Linked DNA regions of Homo sapiens: region 2 is linked to region 1. A link is an interaction called in ENCODE POLR2A ChIA-PET data of the cell type or tissue named here. Cell type or tissue: Panc1. All regions are shown on one strand. Links, peaks and the distances in the headings refer to the core of each region. The heading gives the core; the rest is flanking DNA. Region 1 overlaps PHACTR4 (phosphatase and actin regulator 4). Region 2 has its middle 9.9 kb from the start of EYA3.

Evidence for each region. Peaks named below come from ENCODE experiments on the same cell type or tissue, not always from the same donor. Only the 100,000 strongest peaks of a DNase experiment are listed, where the experiment ranks them.
Region 2: POLR2A ChIA-PET joins it to region 1 with 9 read pairs; 2 of 35 experiments call an interaction of 5 or more read pairs at or near these places.

The regions. Positions count from the first base shown.
Region 1 is chr1:28,435,505-28,439,900 of GRCh38, reverse strand. All of the region lies in intron 2 of PHACTR4 (phosphatase and actin regulator 4), which reads right to left. Among named protein-coding and RNA genes, the nearest start is that of PHACTR4, 68 kb to the right of the region's middle. RefSeq lists a silencer at 2,349-2,643. In Panc1, for the core only: no CTCF peak of the experiment used is centred there; DNase peaks (open chromatin) are centred at 1,790 and 2,280; H3K4me3 peaks cover 1,520 bases; H3K27ac peaks cover 2,862 bases.
Region 2 is chr1:28,096,355-28,100,750 of GRCh38, reverse strand. It overlaps the pseudogene SPCS2P4. Among named protein-coding and RNA genes, the nearest start is that of EYA3, 9.9 kb to the right of the region's middle. In Panc1, for the core only: no CTCF peak of the experiment used is centred there; no DNase peak of the experiment used is centred there.

The sequences.
Region 1 (4,396 bases), core at 79-4,078:
CCATCTCATAGATAAATGCCTAGCATTGAGTCCTTACTATACTTGCTAACAAACAACTAATGTTTGGCGTAGAAACCACAGGAGAATTTACAGCCCAAAAGTGAGTTATTTATCAAATATAGGAGAGTGTTTAATTCTGGAAACAAAGAAGCAAAATGTCATCAGAAGGGAATGCAGAAGAGAAGGATAGTGTGAGGTTTATCTTTATGTTCTAAATTTCATCTGTTAGGCTGGGGAGTGGCCCCAGATGATTCTTTATATTTTTCTTTATACCTTTTTCTATTTATGAAACATTTCATTTTTTTAAATGAGTTAATGAATTGATAAAGACACAGCCCTAGTGATCAAGGTAAAGTGAGTCAAGTCCTGACTTCAGTTCTGAAAATCTGTTGCTGAATGACTCACTTTGTGATCCATGTGCCTCAGTTTCAATAATACATGAAAAATACTGAAGATATTTCATCTAGGAAGCTCTCAGGTGAAAATACTACCTTTAGAAACAAAATCTCACTACATTATGAAACATTTGGGAGTGTTACCTGTGTTTCCACACTTTATGCTTTTTTTTTAAGTCACCAACATTTTTTGTTTCTGAAAAACAAAAAACAAAAAATGCAGCCTAGGACTGAACATGTTTTCTGCTGCTCCATAAATCAAAGTGAAGGTATAAATCTTTCTTAAATATTATAATGTCTAGAAATGATTCACAGGCTTTCCCTAGTTTTGCTTATACTTAAGCAACCCTTTAATGAACATCTGCTTAAAACTGTTTTTCCCAATTTATGATTGTCATATAAAACCCTACAAGATTAGGAAAATGAGCTTGCAGTGACAAGTGACTACCATTTCACATAGAAGATTTGAAACTCTGAGCTATACTCACAATCAGCTTGCTCTCTAGCTATCCCTTAGTAACATTTCAAATGTAAAGTACTAACTTCAGAAAAGTTTATATCAAAGTGTTGACTTAAGAGAAACGGAAACACTAGTGCAATGGAAAATGCCTGAGACTTATTAGGAAAATGTATAACCAAGTCTAAAAACTTAATTCTTAAAAGTGGTTCTGTCTATAGAAGTCAACAGTTCTATTTTCCAAGTTCTGTAAAATACTAACAAAATATCTCTGAATTCTAAATAAGTTTCTGTAGCATTTATCTTTAGTAACGGCAAGAAATTAACAGATAATTCCTTAGCAATATAATATAAAAAACTTCAAAGAGATCAAGTAAAACAAAACTGTGAGCGATAAATTAATAAACTGAATTTAAGTTTTTAAGTTTTAAAAAACTTAATTTTTTAAAGTTTCTCGCCATGTTCCGCATGACTTCATTCATTCTTCACAAACATAAACATTTCAAAGTTGGGATCATCAACATTCTCGTGTTTAACTTCACATAAATACTCAAGTTCACCTGTAAATCTGCCTTGCTTCTGTCAAGATTTTCTGTTTCTCTGCCTTCTATTACTCACCAACTGCATCTGGATTTACCGGTCTGGAGACATCAGCTTGTCCCATGATTATATTGTCTGATGTATCTCACGACAACAAACTGTCCCGGACAAAAGCAAACTTTTCATAAAAGATAAATCCACATAAAGAGGGGACATGCGGTCCTCTTTCAGTGTCACTGCCAAACATCAGGAAATGGCATAAGGTCAGTTCATCTGCTGAAGTTTCTGTTTCCCATACAGCCTGAGCACTTGCAGTTCTTACAAAACTGTCTTCACACTGGCACTCTTCACACAGGAATGCCTGTCATTCCAGAATGCACACTGTGTAGAGCTGAAGTGCAGGAAGGGGAGGAGACTGCCAACCACATTCTGGCTGCTGACTGGCATAGCCCAAAAGTCCACACCCCCGTTCCTGACTTTTGAGCTTGGCTGCAACGCTCCAGGCTCTGAGTCACAGAAGAAAGGGAGCCTGCTCAAGAGTACACCAAAGAATTTACAAATTTAATCACACAAAAACACCAGGATGGTTTTGAGTAAAAGGCTAATAGGAGCAGTAGTCCATTCAAAGGTGTGTTTTAGACACAGGTTTACCTCAAAAGTATCAGATTTCACTGTGTTATGGACTGAATGTTTGTGTCCCCTTACAATTTATATATGGAAATTCTAATGACCAATGTGATGGTGATAGGAAATGGGTTCTTTGGGAGATAATTAGGTCATTGAGGGTTTTAAAGCCCTCACTAATAGGATTAGTACTTTATCAAAAAAGACCCAGAGAGTTCTCTTTTTCCATCATGTGAGGCTACGCAAGAAGACAACTGTCTGGAAACCAGGAAGAAGGCCCTCACAGATACCCAGTCTCCTGGCACCTTGACCTTGGACTTCCCAGTATCCAGAACTGTTAGAAATAAATGTCTGTGGCTGGGCCTGGTGACTCATGCCTGTAATCCTAGCACTTTGGGAGGCCAAGGCTGAAGGATTACTTAAGCCCAAGAGCTCGAGATCAGCGTGGGTAACATAATGAGACTCTGTCTCTATAAAAAATTTAAAAATTAGCCAGGCATGGTGGCATGTGCCAGTAGTCCCAGCTACTGGAGGGAGGGGAGGTGAGGTGGGAGGATTGCCTGAGCCCAGGAGGTGAGTTGTGAGCTGTGATTACACCACTGCACTCCAGCCTAGGCAACAATGCAAGACCCTGTCTCAAAAATAAATAAATAAAAATAAAAGAAAGAAAGAAATGTTTGTTGTTTAAGCCCCCCAGTCTATAGTATTCTGTTATAATAGCCTGAACAGACTAAGACATGCTGCTTATTCTAAAATTTTATTTCCTACCTGTAGGTGGGCATGCCTAAAGCAAGGTGAGATCTATGTACTGGGAATTAATAACATTAGAAACAGTATTTTAGGATTGAATATACCTTTTCTGAGAATACAAACAAATATTTCTGAAAATCTGCTTACTAAAACAATAAACGAAATAAATATTTGGAAGGTATTATATAACAGTCTCTTCTTGCTAAAACTCAATAATTTCCATATGATCTTGGGGAATAAAAAATTACAAAGAGTAGCCCTACATGCTGGGCATAATACATGGAAAGATCAGCTAATCACATGCAGCAAATGAACGTCCAGTTTGCACATTGATTTTTCCTTTTTTATCCGTAACTAACTTACATATAGCCAAGTACATAAATATTAAGGATACAGCTTGATAAATTTTTATTTAGTATACTAACACTAAATTTTCTAAATGTAAAAAAGACACACATAACACAACCTTAACATAACCTCCACATAACCTGGATTATTCCACTAACATCTGAAGGTAAAAGAGGAAGCTAACAATTCTGAGTAATATATTAAGGAGTTTTACACTTGTTACTGCATTTAATCATCACCACAACTAACCATGCATTGTGAGGTATATTTATTTACCCTATTTTCAGGTAAGAAAACTAGGGCTAGTAAGGTCAAATCCTGTGTCTAATATCACCAAGCTAGTAAGTACCAAAGCCCTAATATTCCTTCAATAAAAGACAGCTACCACTGGGTGGAGTGGCGTGCACCTGTAGTCTCAGTTACTCAGGAGGCTGAGGTGGGAGGATCACTTGACACCAAGAGTTTGAGTCCAGCCTCGGCAACACAGTGAGCCCTGTCTCTAAAAAAAAAAATTAAAATAATTTTTTAAAAAAAGACAGCTACCAAAAAATGGGAGTTTTTCATTTAAATCTTTATTCTCCAAACTGAGATCCCAGAAAGATTTCTAGCATCTGAACTTTCCTGTACTTAGCTTGTCCTTGGTACAATCCCTTCTCTATTATCTTAGCCCCATTATCTGCTTTTGATAGAGAAAAAACAGCAAAGGTAACAAATAAGAAAACCTCAATGCTAAGGCATCAGTAAGGGAAAAAAGTACAGAAACATTCAGACAACATTAAATTGTTAATACTGGTAGTAATTAGAAAAACATTATGATGTTGACCATTAAAACAGGAAAGAAAGTAAAAGGAAAAATGCACTGAAAGCACAATTCAATAATGCCCAATACTTTGGAACCTAGGTACTTATACTTATTAGCCTAAAAGCAGACCATGAGCAAAAGCAGTTTCCACTATTGTAAAATGGGAATGCAAAAGGTGGCAATGCATTGCTTGTCACTCAGGAGGTGCTCAACATATTGTAATTAACAACATCGTTATCACCATCATCATCATCATGGAACTAACACAGTATATTGCTTAAGAGCATGAGCTTTGGAGTCAGATTGAAATTTTAATTCCAGCTCTACCACTTATTAAGTGTTAACACTAGACAAGTTACTTCACCTCTCTAAGTCTCAGTTTTCTAGTATTATAAAAGTATACAACAATTACTAGTACAAGGCTGGACGTGGTGGCTCACGCCTATAATCCCAGCACTTTAGGAGGCCAAGGCAGGCAGA
Region 2 (4,396 bases), core at 126-4,125, 340 kb after region 1:
ACCCCGTCCCTTCTAAAAATACAAAATTAGCTGGGTGTGGTGCCACATGCCTGTAATCCCAGCTACTCGGGAGGCTGAGACAGGAGAATTGCTTGAACCCGGGAGGCGGAGGTTGCGGTGAGCGGTGAGCCAAGATCATGCCATTGCACTCCAGCCTGGGCAACAAGAGTGAAACTCAGTCTCAAAAAAAAAAAAAAAAAAAGAAAGAAATACTGAAAACTGAGGCACTGAGCAATACTTGACCTGTCCAAGTGCGCACAACTGTAAGTGGGAGAGTCAGGATTCAAACACAATCTGTTTCCAGAGCCCTTGAAAGTCTATACATTCTTACTATGGGGGAAGAAAAAGAAAGAAAGAAAAAAAAAAGTGAAGTTGACAGAATATATGACATGGTCCCTTCTATCCACAAGAAACATCTATTATTAACAGTTTTTTTTTGGTTGTTGTTGTTCTTGTTTTTTGTTTTTTTGAGACAGAGCCTTGCTGTGTTGCCCAGGTTGGAGTGCAATGGTGTGATCTTGGCTCACTGCAACCTCTGCTTCCTGGGTTCAAGCAATTCACCTGCCTCAGCCTCCTGAGTAGCTGAGATTACAGGCATGCGCCACCATGGCTGGTTGGTTTTTGTATTTTTAGTAGAGATTGGGTTTCACCATGTTGGCCAGGTGGGTCTTGAACTCCTGACCTCAGGTGATTCACCCACCTCAGCCTCCCAAAGTGCTGGGATAACAGGTGTGAACCACCATGCCTGGCCAACAGTTTATGTTTTAACTTTAAATCTAATTATAGAGTACAAATACACAGATAATGGCATTCTTGGGGGAAGGTATAACCATAATTTTTTTTTTTTGAGATGGAGTCTCGCTCTGTTGCCCAGGCTGGAGTGCAGTGGCACGATCCTGCTCACTGCAACCTCCGCCTCCTGGGTTCAAGTGATTCTTTTGCCTCAGCCTCCCAAGTAGAGTAGCTGGGACTACAGGCGTGTGCCACAATGCCTGGCTAGGTTTTGTAATTTTAGTAGAGACAGGGTTTCACCATGTTGGCCAGGCTGGTCTCAAACTCCTGACCTCAAGTGATCCACCCACCTTGGCCTCCCAAAGTGCTGGGATTACAGGCATTAGCCATGGCACCCGGCCAGTATAGCCATGATTAAAAGCAAATATGAATCCATCATCTGGTTGGCAGGAAACTTCCAGGCAACCTAAGTTTGACACAGCTCACTCTGGAATTGGACAGGGATACAGGCCCCTGCTAACCCAACTAACTCAGCTTAGTTATGGGCAGCTGACAACTGCTCCGCACAGCAGCGGCCACCTGAACAGGAGGGGAACCAAGAGTAGGAACGGGAGGCAAGAGTGGGTCAGTCTAGTGCTCAACAGGGCAAAGGCAGGGGCAGAAACCAGGTATCCCAGATGAGTCAGCCAGAAAAGATAATCCAGCACCAGCAGGGCAAAGGGCTGGTCTGTGGGTCTTGTGTTGGCCATGAGGACAATTCACAGTTATGTGGAGTCCCAAGGCTGTGCCAAAACAGCTGTTACTGGTCATGTGCAAGAAGATACTGTCTCAAGTGTTTTAATCAAAATAGAAAGGCATCCTGGTAGGAGGGTGTTGAACATGGCATGGGTATAGCCGTGTGTGGGAATCAGGCATCCAGAAATGGCCAAAGTGGAGCCACTGCAAATAGTACAAGAATGAATATACACAATGACTTAGGTCAGCAGTTCTCAAATGTTTTGATATCAGGATCCCTTAATGCTGTTAAAAATTACTTGTGACCCTGATGGCTGGATGTGGTGGCTCACGCCTGTAATCCCAGCACTTTGGGAGGCCGAGGTGGGTGGATCACCTGAGGTCATGAGTTTGAGACCAGCCTGGCCAATACGGTGAAACCCCATCTCTACTAAAAAAAACCAAAAAACAATAAACAAAAAATTAGCTGGATGCGGTGGCATGTGCCTGTAATCCCAGCTACTCAGGAGGCTGAGGCATGAGAATTGCTTGAACCCAGGAGGCAGAGGTTGCAGTGAGCTGAGATCGCACCATTGCACTCCAGCCTGGGCAACAGAAGGAGACTCCGTCTCAAAAAAAAAAAAAAAAAAAAAAATTACTGGTGACCCCAAAGAGCTTTTGTTTATATGATTACAGCTATTTATATTTTCTCCTTTAGAGATTAAAATTGAGGAATTTTGAAAATGCAAGAATATACCAGCACACATTCCATTAGCCATTAGCAATGAATTAGCACATAGCCCCTGGAAAATTCCACCACACTTTTGAAAGAATGAGAGTGAAAAAGGCAAATAATGAGTTAGTGTCATTTTTAAAGTAGTTTTGATTTCACTTACTCCCTGTTACTGTCTTGGAGGTCTCCAGGAGGTCCCCAGACCATACTTTGAGAACTACTGGTCTAAATAATATATAGTAGGCTGGGCGCCACCTAGCACTTTGGGAGGCCGAGGCGGGCGGATCACATGAGGTCAGGAGTTCAAGACCAGCCTGGCCAAGATGGTGAAACCCCATCTCTACTAAAAATACAAAAATTAGCAGGGCATGGTGGTGCATGCCTGTAGTCCCAGGTACTCAGGAGGCTGAGGCAGGAGAATCGCTTGAACCTGGGAGGTGGAGGTTGCAGTGAACCGAGATTGCACCACTGCACTCTAGCCTGGGAAACAGAGTGGGACTGTCAAAAAAAAAAAAAAGAAAGAAGAAGAAGAAGGAGAAGGAGAAGGAGAAGAAGAAGAAGACTGGGTAAGTACTGTTTTTGCAAGCCATCATTGCTGCTAGTAACTTTCATTCATTCATTTTTTTCTTTTTTTTTTTTTTTGAAGACAGAGTCTCACTCTGTTATCCAGGCCGGAGTGCCGTGGCGCTATCTTGGCTCACTGCAACCTCCACCTCCCAGGTTCAAGTGATTCTTGTGCCTCAGCCATCCGGGTAATTAGGATTACAGGCGCTTGCCACCACGCCTGGCTAATTTTTGTATTTTTAGCAGATACAGGGTTTTGCCATGTTGCCCAGGCTGGTGTTGAACTCCTGGCCTCAAGAGATCCACCCAAAGTGCTCGGATTCCAGTTGTGAGACACTGCACCCGGCCTATTGCTGCTACTACCTTTCAAGACTCAGAGAGACTAGAAACTGAAATTCTGGGCTGGGTTTGGTGGCTCACACCTGGAATCCCAGCACTTTGGGAGGCTGAGGTGGGTGGATCACTTGAGGTCAGGAGTTTGAGACCAGCCTGGCCAACATGGTGAAACCCCATCTCTACTAAAAATATAAAAATTAGCCGGGTGTGGTGGCAGGTGCCTGTAATCCCAGTTACTTGAGAGGCTGAGGCAGGAGAATCACTTAAACCTGGGAGGTGGAGGTTGCAGTGAGCTGAGATCGTGTCATTACACTCCAGCCTGGGACACAAGAGTGAAACTCCTTCTCAAAACAAAACAAAACAAAACAAAACAAACTGATATTCTGCCTCAGAAAAACCCCATGTCTCCGGCAATGATCATATTGGCCAACAGAAACAGCCAACTGCAGGAAAATGGCTTCTTCCTCATTTCTACCTTACAAATCTTACCTAAGTATATCTAATGGACCATATCTAGTTCTCACCCAGAATCCTACGTGGATGGAAGCCTGTGAAATGCCATTTATAAACTTCCACCTCTGCAGTATGGGAAGGTTCACTAGAATGAAGTAGGAAAGAGTGTTAAGTCCCAGTTGAACACATTCAACACACATTTCTGTCTACGGGTTGATTAGAATGTGAGCTCCATGAGGGCAGGGAGTTTAGCCTGATTTATGGTGTTTTTGTTTTGTTTCATTTTTGAGACACGGTCTCACTCTGTCACCCAGGCTGGACTGTAGTGACGCAATCATAGGTCACTGCAGACTTGAACTCCTGGGGTCAAGCAATTCTTCCACCTCAGCTTCCTGAGTAGCTGAGACTACAGGCATGTGCCACCATGCCTGGCTTTTTTTTTTTCTTCTTCTTTTTTGTGGAGTTGCTTTTTTTTTTTTTCTTCTTTTTTGTGTCAGTATGTTGATCAGGCTGATCATGAATTCCTGGCCTCAAGCAATCCCTCTGCCTCAGCCTCCCAAAGTGTTGTGTACAGGTGTGAGCCACTACACGCAGCTGATTTGTTTTTTTACCATGTCCTCAGAGTCTGGAATTTTACAAAGTAGTTGCTGAGTAAACAGGTAGATACAAATCAAGATGAACTTTTCCGCAGGAGCTCTTATCATGAACATCAGACAGATAACAGTTACTCGAACAATAGTTTTGGGGAGGTAAAAAAAAAAAGTCAGATACGGAGGGAGACGCAGAGGCGGACAAGATGGCGGCGGCAGCTGTACAGGGCGAGAGAAGCGGTGGTAGCGGAGGCTGTAGTGGGGCTGGTGGTGC